Linked DNA regions of Mus musculus: region 2 is linked to region 1. Evidence: chromatin contacts called from ENCODE Hi-C or POLR2A ChIA-PET data. All regions are on one chromosome and are shown on one strand. The core of a region is the stretch at or near the end of the contact, and the rest is flanking DNA. Distances in the headings are between cores, read along the strand shown. Region 1 overlaps Syne2 (spectrin repeat containing, nuclear envelope 2). Region 2 overlaps Syne2 (spectrin repeat containing, nuclear envelope 2).

The links. A loop is a pair of places that touch in the nucleus more often than their neighbours do. ChIA-PET counts read pairs that join two places held with the same protein, here RNA polymerase II (POLR2A).
Region 2: a map of T-helper 17 cell shows a loop between it and region 1 (2.0-fold over the local background). The contact joins two enhancer-like sites. A Hi-C loop is called at or near these places in 1 of 37 maps with a recorded cell type or tissue (T-helper 17 cell). POLR2A ChIA-PET finds 5 or more read pairs at or near these places in 1 of 5 experiments (Patski).

The regions. Positions count from the first base shown.
Region 1 is chr12:76,070,198-76,076,111 of GRCm38, reverse strand. Syne2 (spectrin repeat containing, nuclear envelope 2) reads right to left here. Exons shown (of 116, transcript NM_001005510.2): 97 at 3,829-3,984; 98 at 1,516-1,674; 99 at 204-370. Among named protein-coding and RNA genes, the nearest start is that of Esr2, 100 kb to the left of the region's middle. Within about 2 kb of position 3,777, at least 2 of the 3 ENCODE cell types and tissues checked have a DNase peak (open chromatin) inside an H3K27ac peak, as active enhancers do.
Region 2 is chr12:76,101,418-76,107,331 of GRCm38, reverse strand. It overlaps Syne2 (spectrin repeat containing, nuclear envelope 2), which reads right to left. Exons shown (of 116, transcript NM_001005510.2): 108 at 4,262-4,364; 109 at 3,383-3,585; 110 at 2,167-2,367; 111 at 1,215-1,343. Among named protein-coding and RNA genes, the nearest start is that of Esr2, 73 kb to the left of the region's middle. Within about 2 kb of position 2,214, at least 1 of the 3 ENCODE cell types and tissues checked has a DNase peak (open chromatin) inside an H3K27ac peak, as active enhancers do.

The DNA.
Region 1 (5,914 bases), core at 2,528-5,027:
CACACACATACATGCACATACACACACACAAATATCATTTCCATTTATTGTTCAAATTAGAATTTCTCCTCATCTCCCCTCAACTGCAAATCTGTATGCTTATAACCTGCCCGGCTACCACACGGGAAGACTAGGCTCAGTTTCACCAGGTCTGTGAGGAGATCGCTAGGAGTAAATACAAATTATCTTAGGCCAGTCCTTACCTTGATCCGATGACGTCAAAGAGATGCTGCCAGCGGTCGTTGATCTTGCTGAGCTTCTCCTCCAGCTCAGCCGCCTTGGCCTTGCTGCTGGCCTTGATCAGCTGGTCGCCCATCTGCTTCAGCTGCAGTTTGTTTTCTGTGAATAAGCTGATTTCTTCCATACAGTCCTGACAGGTACCAAAGCACAGGGCCCGAGCCGTCACCACCAGGCTGGTCCCTCTCCAGCCCAGGGCACAGTTCTCTCTTAACACACCTTTTTGTTTGTTTTTATTTTATCAGACAGGGTCTCATGGTGTAGTCTAGGCTGAAACTGAACTCCAGGCAATCCTCCTGCCTCAGGCACCCTGGTGATGGGATGGCTAGCACATACTACCATGTTGCTTACATTAGCTTATTTATGTATTTTATGTACCGTGGTGTTTTTCTTGCAGTGTGTCTGTGTGAGGGTGACAGATCCCCTAGGACAGGAGTTACAGACAGTTGTGAGCTGCCATGTGGATCCTAGGAATTCAAACTGGGTCCTTCGGAAGAAACGCCAGGGCTTTTAACCATTGAGGCATCTTTCCAGACCTGTCTACATTGGTTTAAATTGGAAAACAAAAACCTTATACTTGTCAACAGTTCTTCAAGGGATGGCTGTACCAGCCGGGTGACTATGAAGTGTTTAACGCAGCAATGACTTCCTCTGACTATGTAGCCCAGGCCTGCAGCTCCTGAGTGCTGGTGTAGGCGTGCGTTTCCATTCCAGGGTGTAGGTATGGTTTTTTTCTTTATCCTTGCAGTGCCAAGGATTGAACTCGGGGCTTCATGCATGGAAGGCAAGAACTCTACCACCTGGGCTATATCCCAGCCCCCTCAGGCTCTTTCTTAATGAACAACCGTTCAGTTGCACGTCACAGATGTGGAGCTGAGGCTAGACAGAGCTGACCGAGTCGGCCTGAGGTCAGTTTTCCCAGGGATTATGGAGAGGTGTTTTGGGTGACTGTACAATGATGCTCCACTGACCTCTTCCGTAAGCCTCATTGCTGCAGGCGTCCTCTTGACTTGGGTTCTACTTAACACTCACTAGATCCCATCACTGGCTAGTCTTCCTGACTGACTGAAGGGAAGCAGCCCTCCTCAGCACTGTATCCACCTATGACAAGCTCATGCTTTCGCTCTCTCCCATGCCCTCCTTCAGAAAACTCAAAAACAGTCCCTTGAAAGATGTACACTGCCATTAGAAACACCAGGGACACGGCAGGTCCTGGAGCCCTGTGGAAGCCCACAGCCCTCCTCCATTGCATCCACAGGGAACCCCGCCCCCACTCACTTTCTGTAGCTTTTCGATCATTTCTTCAATGCTGACATCTGCTGTCTGTAGAACTTTGTTTTCCATCTGGACCAGCCAAGCACACAGTTCTTTATTTTTCTCATTGAACACGATCCACGAATTGAGTCTGTCTTCAATCTCCTGCTTGCGGATAGCCACCTAGGTAATGACATGCACGGGGCAGCTGAGGATAGCAGGGAAGGAAAATCCCTTGGCTCTCAACACCCGAGAGCACCCCCACTCTAGCCCCCCACCTCACACACCTTTCACACACACAGACACACACAAAGGCCATTCACTTTGGTCAGTGCTTCTGAAACCTGTTTCCTTTTCTTAAAACTTCAGACTTAACATTAACAAAAGTTTTTTCCACCCGTGATGACCACCATAAAAACTAACAAAAGGCAAAATGACGGTGCTCTGTCCTCTGTATTGATCGCCATGAAGCCCAAGGCAGAAAGGTTAAGGTGAGTACAGAGTCAATCAAGGCTCTGCTTCGGTTTTTGTTTCCCTTGTTCTTTCAGTATTTACATCTACTGTTCCCTCCACGAGAATTTCTAACTTTTGTGGCCTAAAGCTTTTCCCTTTCGGAAACTCATCAAGTCTTTATATCCAGCAGGCAGTGTCCTGCTTACTTATTTTGAAGATTAACTTATTTAAATCCAGATCACAAAGTTAAAAAAAAAAAAAAAGAAAAGAAAAAACACCCAGCCATTCATTAGTAATGCAAATGAACTACCTTAAAAGTAGTAAAAAGTTTGGTTTTTTTTTTTTTTTGAGAATTTAAACAAAACAAAATAAAACAAACAGAAACACCAAATCCCCAAACAATTCATTTAATTTATCTTGTCATTACACACTGTAGTTTTTGTCTGGAAACCATGAAAATGTCAGCAAACATTGGTCTGGAGCGAGCAGGCTGACCCCCAAAAGCCCAGTGCTCTATTGTACTAACATCAGGCACGGGGCTTCCCGGCTCCTTAGAGGGCTACGGGTTAGCAATTAAACTCACATCTAGATAATTTGAACCAGCCTTTCTAAAAGTTCATCTAATTCTCAGTTTCTGAGAAGTCACTGAAATCTTAAACGGGGTAGTGTAATATGGGGTAGCTAAGAGTTCTTCAGTAGTTTTAGCACCACATTTTATAGAAAGGGGAAGAGACGGCTGCACTCTCCTGAGATTTTTTTTTTCCCTCACCACGTACAAAAGAACTTCTGCTCTTCCCTGAGTGAGGTCAAGATACCAAATGCTCCAGTGTCCCGCCCAGCCAGATGCATTTAAAAGGCCCGAAATCTATCCCTAGAAAAACAAGCATTTTGCTCCCATTCCTCCAGAAATCTGTTTATTTTGGCTTTTAAAACTCCTGGCATGTGTGCCAGGATTGAGTCCACGGTGGGAACAATCGGGACCATCTGGGTGCGCTCTTTGAGTCCTAACTCTCTCAAGACTTCTCACAGATCCGGAGTGCTTTCATTTACAGAAAACAGGAATTAGAACAATTTAAAAGACACTTAGAGTACATTGTAACTACTAAGAACCAAGGTTCTGTAAAGTATACTATTTACTTCAAAGTGTAACTAAAAGTGTCTTTAGAAAACAGGTATTTACAAATGTCAAAAATTCATTGATACAAAAAAAAAATGAGATTAAGGCATTAACTTTTCCTGAGAATTTTATATCCTTAAGGGTCTTTAAGATTAACTGAACCCTTTAACTCCACCGTGATATCCTGTCATAGTCTGGAACTGTGCAATCGGCTAAACACAATTCCATTCTTATCCAGTACAAGTGATCTGGTAAGGCCATTAGGCTCTAATCACTCCAGAGTGTAAAAGGCTCTTAGAACTGAATATCTGAATGCAGCGGAAGCCTGGTTCTCTGATAGATAACTGCCTCCATGCCTGTGGGCATCAAGGCTGCGGTGTGGCAGAGGAGAAATACACAGGGGGGTCAGAGAGATCTCTCCTAACACGCAGATTGGTACTTCCCTAAGCAAGCCATGGAGCAGAATCTTCACAAGCATGGCCCTTGCTGCCATCCCAGCTTAAGGTGATCTTAAACCAAACCAAACCAACCCAACCCACCAGCCAAAACGAACTCAGTGGAAGTGTACAAAGTTACACAGTGAACTCTGTTAAAACAAAGAGGTCAATCTGTTAAAACCGGTTGCTGCCTCCTAAAGGACCAGCAGAGAGGCACAGGGGTCCCAGGATCCAAGGGCTCCTGCTTCAGCGAAGTCAGGATCCCTTCCTTTGGCCTTGGGACGCTTCAATCAACCCCCCCACAGCCCCGAAGGCGGCTGACTGACTTACTCTTAGGCAGAGGTCCTCCCATTGTCTGTGCAAAAGCTGGATCTGCTCCTTCAGAACCGTCACGTCCTCCGCCAGGATGTGCTGGCTCAAGTCGGCCTTCATAGTCTGAAGTTCTTTCAAGCTGTGCGTCCAGTTAGCCAGAGACTTCTCTACTTCCTGCATTTAAATGCGAGGAGAAAGGGAAAAATGCCTTCAACTCCAGCTGCTGTTGTTTCCAAACCTGTAGGCTAATCCTTTGATTAGACTCTGGGGGAGGGGAGCCTGGGAAGGGGAGGGACCTTCGGAATGAGAAACAGCCGCTCCCGCAGCCCTGCCTGGCTGCCTCCAGTCACCTTTCTCTCAAGGGGACAGACAGTCTTTGCTCCCTTCCAGCTCCTTCCCTCAGGTAGCTGGAGTTTAATAAAGTGTTTCTATTGAAAAACCATCCAGGACCTTTACCAGTCTTTGTTTGTTTGTTTTTTTGGTTTTTCAAGACAGGGTTTCTCTGTGTAGCCCTGGCTGTCCTGGAACTCACTTTGTAGACCAGGCTGGCCTCGAACTCAGAAATCCGCCTGCCTCTGCCTCCCAAGTGCTGGGATTAAAGGCGTGTGCCACCACCGCCCGGCTTCAATGAGTTTTTAAAATGAAGTCCTTTTCTGATCCAATGAAAGGTAGCATTTAATAAATGACAATCCTTTCCGCTGCAGAGGGAAGTGAAGGGACCAGCCCAGACACCCCGAGTCTGTTAGGTTTTAGTTGTGTTTAGGGTTCTTTATGTATGGCTCATTTTCCAGGCCTTCAGATGAAATCTGAAAGAAGATTTTGTGTCATTTACTCCAGAGATCAGTCCGAAGAGCGGCTACAGTAACGAGGCACTAATTCCCATTGATAGTTTTCCAGTGTTCTAAAAGCTAGAGTGGTGTAGTCTCTTAACTTGCTAAATTCTCTATGTTTCTCATAAAAATGGTCCAGAGGAAACTTTCAAAGTCTGCATAAAAATGGCCAGGCACAGTGATGTACACCTTTAATCCCAAACAGTCAACCACAGAGCTATACCCCCAGCCTGGGACCTCTGCTTTATAGTCTCATTGCTCCTCTCTTTTCTCCCTACAGTACACATACACACCCCACACACATGCATACAGTGTAGCTATGTGGTTAGCATGTATCTCCCCAACAGACTGTACTGACAGACTGGCAGGGACCGGAACAACACTGCTTCTGAAATACACCCTTCTCTTCTCAAGTTGCTTTGTGTCATGGTGTTTTATCATGGCACCTGCCACACGCCTGGTGCATACTGAATCGTTAGATATGATGAGTTATATGTATGAATGAAAAGAAAGGAAAAGGAAAGCAGCTTGTCTAGTTTGTACCAATAACTCTTTTTGGTCGTTGTTTATCTGTTTGGTTTTGCAGTAGTGGGGACTGAACTCAGGGCTTCGTGCAAGTTGGGCAAATGACTTACTATGAAGTACTGAATGGCCTGGTACTCGATATGTTGTTTAGGCTGGGTTCCAACTTACAGTCCTGCCTCAGCTTCCTAAACTGGGATTAGGGGTTTTATACAACCACACAGGGCTAAGAGCTTTAAAATGTTCTTAAGTGTTAAGAGAAAGACAAAGAAGTCAAATAATACGCAGGGAGGTGTAGTATGTGAGCTAATTACAGCCAATGATCACTTCTGTAGAAACATTCCAGGAACCACGCCTCGGATCTGGGAGTGTATCTCAAGGGTGGAGACTTGCCTAGCACACAACAACACACAACCGGCTCTGGGTTCCTTCCCTTGGAACCATCCATCCGCCCAACCAAAGAATGCTACAGCCTTTAAGTTAAAATGCCCCTGATTTACTAGAAAATGATGGCAAAAGAGAATAAGTCAGCCAGATATAGTTTCCTTTATCTTTAATCTGATAAATGGTCTGTATTGCAAAATTACCTGTAAAATCCCAGTTACCATATATAGAGCATGATATAAAACTTCAAGTTGTTTATATTTAGCAGCGCATTACCAGACTCTAGCTGGATTCCCTACAGCAACAGGCAGCACAAGCCTTGCCCTGTTCTTCTGCGCTACCATTTGAACTAAAGGGGAAGGATAGAT
Region 2 (5,914 bases), core at 965-3,464, 33 kb before region 1:
ACAGGTTGTGCCCAGTCCCTGTTTTTAACCCCCTTGAACTCTAAAGATACTTTGATGTTGAGAAATTTGAGGGAGGAAGGGAAGGAGTATGCTATGAAAAGCCCAGACCCTTATACTCTAGGGCAGAGAAACTGAGGCCAGTCAGTTCACCCAGACCTGTTAGATGGAGCATGCCACTTAGCTACCTGGTGGGTGCACCGGGCCAGTCACTTAAGGGCTGTCTTCTTGCTATGTTCCATTCAAATTAAAAGAAGAAATCGGTTTCAAGAACATTCCAATCCCTTGGTAGCCACCTGAGGTACGGAGGTGGAAGATACCCACTCATGGAGAGAAGTTCTCTTGGGCACTGTGATATAGGGAGTGGAACTCTACAGGGATTTTAGTATAGAATTTTATAAAAGCAATCCCAGCAATTTTAAATATAAAATACTGAAAATGAAACTACATGTAAGCTTATAGGTAAAAATAAGTCACCTCTGAGACATGTGAGAATGTAGAGGTCTTAGGTTGGCTTATTAGTGAAAAATAGTCTATAAAGACACGGTTACCTTCAGAAAATAAGACATTCCTACTATGAATATAGATAACACATGCAGCTCATCTTGGGCAATATGTCCTCCCTCCCATGACCAGGTGAACATTACAGTCAGCCCTCTGTGCCCGTGGGCCCTGTACTCAGAGTCTATCAGCCATGGATCAAAAAAACACAACAAAGAATTACCACTGTTCTGAATACGTGAATGCTCTCGTTATTATTCCTTAAGTGTGGCATAACAGAAATTTATATAGCATTTATATAACTCATTTATATTATACTAAGGATTGTAACTAATCAAGAAAGGATTCAAGATGCATGGCAGGATTTGTGTAGATTATATGCAAATATATGCATAAATATTTAAATATGCACAGACAAAATAAAGATTTTACTTGGTGGACTCAAGTACCCCCAAATCTGGGTATGTGTAGGAGTGTAAGGCCACCGGATATCCATGGAAAAAACATGCCTCAGTGGCCTTGACTTTCAAGAAAGTACCTTTAATACACCGATGTCCCTTTATTCTTAAAAGCATCTGGCTCTGGCTTCTCACCTCTCTGAAAGAGCCCATGAGTCACAGCCACCAACAGTGCCCAGAGCACTGGATGAAACCACCAAGGAGGACCTTGACCCATGGAGGCAGACAGTGGCTGGTGGGCCTGTGGAGGAGACTTACCATTAGGTCTTTCTGACACTCCAGGAGGACCTGGCGGTCGGCCTCTGGGCTGGTGACATGCGCCTTCTGCCTGCGGCTCTCTGCTGTCGCTAGCCACAGGAGCAAGTCTTGACTCAGCTGGTGAAAGTCCTTCAAGAAACAACACTTGTGAGAGCCCCGTGCTTGGGGGGTGCTGAGAGCAGCACACACACACACACACACACACACGACTGAGGGCGGGAGTGCCCAGAAGGAGCTTGCTCGTACATCTCCACTAGTCAGTAAGCAAAGGACCAGATTTCAGTGACAGGCCAGGGGCTCAACCAAGGAAAGAAAAAGGCAGGGAGGAAGAGGGAGGCATCAGCTATAAACTGATACCAGCAGTGGGGGAGGCGGGGAGGGCGTGTGAAGACCAAATATTTAATCCACTTTCTAGATGCAATGGTTGTGGGATCCCACCCCACATGACAGGCCGTGATGGGCTCATGTTCCTAAAGATGGACTCAGAGCTAAGCGGTGGTGGAGAGCTAATGCATGCTCACACTCATGTGGGTTGGGTAGTAGGCCAGCATTAAACACATCACATTGTTCAGTCCTAAAAATGAGCCCTAGAGTCAGGCTCAGGTCTCAGAGGGGAGTGCTGATGTCCCAGAGTTTCAGGGAATTGCTCTAAGTATCAAACTGCTCCCGTATTCAGGGCTAGGCCTATGATTCTCTCTGACAAAAGGACAGACAGAGGCAGTTCCCTCAACCAGGTGGCATGATTGCTGCAACCCTTACTCCCAGGGTGGGTATGGGCAACAGTCCTGGAAATGCTAGGTAAACACGGGGTCATTTTAATGGCATAGGGATGGGAAGGGAAACTTGATTACTTCCTAGCTTAAGCCAGCCTGGGGATGGTAAAAATATCTGCAGTTCCTAGCGTATGGGCCAGGCTGCTGCCGGGACAGGGCCCTGGGCTGAGTCAACTTACCTGGCACTGCATGAGTGACTGCCGTAAGTCTCCTCGCCAGCTGTCCAATACGCCCTGGACCGAGTCCCAGGACAGGCTCAGCTGATGGAGTCTATTTTGGAGTTCTGTGGCTTCGGGGCTCTGGCTTGGCAGATATTCCTTGTGGCTCACATTGACGGAGACCATCAAGGCCTTGTAGGTATCGAAGGCTTTTAGTATCTCCTAGGGAAGAGATCAGGTTAGGGCTTCGGACACCAGGGAAGAGGGGCTCGTTTTGAATACCTGTAAGGGACAGACCTCCTCCACACTTCTCCGAGCAGTGGGCACCAGGTCGAGCGCGAGCTCGCCCGTGAGTGGCTGAGAAACATCAGCTGAGGGAGCTTGCCTTACAAGGTTAGTGAGCTTGGCTGGCCGGCAGGGTTGGGGAACCAGAGGCCTGCCTCTGACAGGCTTGACCGGAGGCATGGAGAGAGCCTGCTGACCTCCACAGTCCCTTCTCTGTCACTGGCTTAGGGATAGTTCTAGGTAAGACTAAAACTTTTCCAGATAAAGACTAGGTAGCTATCTTGTACTTGCCCCTAGGAGCCCTAGAAACACCACTCCTCTAGGAGAAATGGTAACCTCTGTATCCACAGTGGGAAAGCACAGACCTGGAGAGAAACTGGACACCCTCAAGACTCCTGTCTTGGGTTTCAGGACCTCAGACTTATCTGCTCAGGGGACCCCCAAAATGCAGGGCTCAAGCTGCCTGCCCCTCCCCTGCACCCTGGGCTGGTGCTCCTGAGGCCTAGGGGCTGATCATATGAGTAACAACACGTCTTTAATTGTAACACAGCGTAGTCACAGTAGTCAGACCACAGGATTCCTCAGTCAATGAGCTGATCTGAACCCTTCCCAGGAAGACTCCACTGCTGGTCTCATGTAGAACTACCACATACCACATACAACCTCAGAAGGTTGGCTTTACCCTGCCTGACGATGGCTACCACACCTAAATCTACAGTCCAGATCTTTCCAGCCCCGAGGACCTGAGTCATATCTCTACTGTGCTCTTCTAGGTTTGGGGATTTTCTGTAGACATTCTCTCATGTGAAAAAGAGAAACCCGTGTCTTGGTCCTTACTGAGGTAAAAGCCACTTTAAGCCCAGGTCTGACCTGTTTGTCCAGCAGCACAATGCTAACCCTGCGAGCCTATGCTGAACACCCCCTTCCCCCCTCCACCCATGGCTCCACTCACTTGCAGTCTCTTCACCCTGAGCGCTATTTCCTGGATGTCAGAGGGAGGCTCGGCCAACTTCAGAGCTTCCAGCTCGGCCTCAGTTTTCCCAAGCCAAGCAGCGATGCTGCCGATGTCAGACTTGAGCTGCTGCACGGTCTGTTTGAGCCTGAGCTTGCTGTGAAGCTCCTGCGCCTGGATCAGCTCCCACCTGTCGAAGGCACCTGGAATCCAAAGCTGCCGATTAAAGCAAGCAACAGTGCAAGCGGATCTCAGCCATGAGCGGTCAGTCAGCTTCGTAAAGGGAAGTCAAGGATGCTCCGTGGAGGAGCCAGAGTTCTCTGTCAGGAGTCTCCAAGTTCTGATCCAAGGCCCATCCCTCCACTCCCACAAAGGCTGGAAGGCAGTGGGGACAGAGGCCAAGGAAACCCAACCCGTGGCCAATAGGTATTCTGGCCTCTGGCTTGGTATTTTAGGTAGCGTTGCTGTTCTGATTCATAGAGATCAGCACGAGGTGATCAGCTCAAAACAAACAAACAAAACAAAACAAAAAACATGCATTTCATCTTATGGGGATCCTTTGTCACTCATTGTGTAAAGAACGGTTTCCAAAGGGTCAGGGATGCAGCTGTGTAGGACACTTGTCTACCAAGCCTAACCCCAGCACTACAAGGGAAAAAAAATCCAATTTAAAACAAGATAGCTCGGGACTCATTCCTAAACACAAATTGACTCATTCCAAACTAATTGAGGCTGTTGTGGGGAAGGTTCAGCAGTCTTGGCAAATTCCGCCATTGCTTGATCCCTAGTTAATGTTGTATTATCAAGTGATAGCTGAAGGAAACACCTAGGCCCAGACACCAAGCTCCACATATCCTAACAGCTGCCCCTTTTTGGTACCTGGCTGCTGTCCCGTTAAAGTGGCCAGCTGCTCATCTTCCTGCTGAGCCTCCTTTAAGCCTTCTTTGCTGTCATCGGTGCCTTGACGTAATAGCAGCTTTACCTGGAACGAGCCAATCTTTAGGTTATTTTTGTACAATCCTAAAGACAATTGAAGATCATCTAGGTTCTGTGAACAATTCCCAACAACAGGTGACCGATGAGTAACACGCTCGTCAGCATACCCGGCAAGATTGTTAAGGAAGCGGCTGAGGGCAGAAAGCCAGCAACAGCCAAGGAAACAGATGGTACGTCAATGATGGGAGTGAAGTGGCCTGTTTCTATATCCTTCCTAAGGGTATCTACACCAATGATGGGAAAGTCAGAGGTGACCTCTGATCGTATGAGACAGCTCCTATGGTAGCACTTTTACACTCCCGAGCTGTTTTACAGTGTTCCCACCCCTCCGTATCACCCAGTCGAGGTGTTCAGCATTTTCCTCACTGTGAACGGGAAACACTGGATCCTCTGCCTCTCTAGGTCATTCATTATCAAGCATTTATCCTTTCATGTACACAGTGACTCTTCTGCTCCCTCAGAGCTGATTGGTCTATTCAGGCCTTTGCAAAAATAAATTGATCTCTCTTAGAAATGAGACTTTGTATCTCCGGTAACAGGTGTGGTTTCACAGCCAGTAGACAAGCTGAGCTGTTGAACTTGGGCGGGTGAGGAACACAAGCCTAATGCTGGGAGAAGCCGAACCATTGCATAGGGAGAGGGTTCCCGGGCTGGTGGGGTTTCCTTCCACAGTCTTAGGCTGCAGCACCAATGGAGACAGTAAAAGTGGTAGCCGACAGCTAAGCAAGAGGAGGAATTCCAAAGTGGGCCCAGCCACCTCTATCAGATTTGACCAGCTGAAGGCAGAACTGTCCTCAGCTACATAGTAACTGTCACCGTTAGACACAGAGGGCACGCTGGCTAAACCCACTGGCCCTTCACCTCCTCTTGCCTTGCCTACTCTGAAAGATGCCTGTGTCACTACACTGCAAACGACATTTTAACCTCAACTCCCTTACTGTGACTGCTCTGAGCAGTCTCTAGCCACCCTTTAACCTCATGCCGTCTCCAGCTGCGCCTTCACCAGCACTCCAAGAACTCATGCAACTAAGAGGTGCAGGCGTAGTTGTTATAATAAGCACCCCAATACAGAATTAGTAAGGACTACCCTAAGGGCCTCCTCCCTGTACACACGTTAATCCTAATGTACGAGGCAGGTTCACTGTCAGGCTTGGGAACCACACCCATGTCTCATCGCCACCAATTCAGATTATGATGAAGTCCTGTTGTTTTCTGACACGCAGTCAGCAAGCAAATATAGCACAGATTTGAGAGGCAGGAGGCGGCTCGGGAAGGCTCTGTTATTTATTTGGATAATTGCCGCTAACAGAAATAGTTCTGTCATTATCTTCATCACCTTAATATCAGCACACAAATTTGGGGCTGGAAACTCTTCCTTTCTTTCTTTTTTTTCCTTTTCTTTTCTTTTCTGAAGTGGAAAGATCCACTTTTTTTTGTTTGTTTGTTTTGTATTTTTGTTTTTCAAGATAGGGTTTCTCTGTGTAGCCCTGGCTGGCCTCGAACTCAGAGATCCGCCTGCCTCTGCCTCCCAAGTGC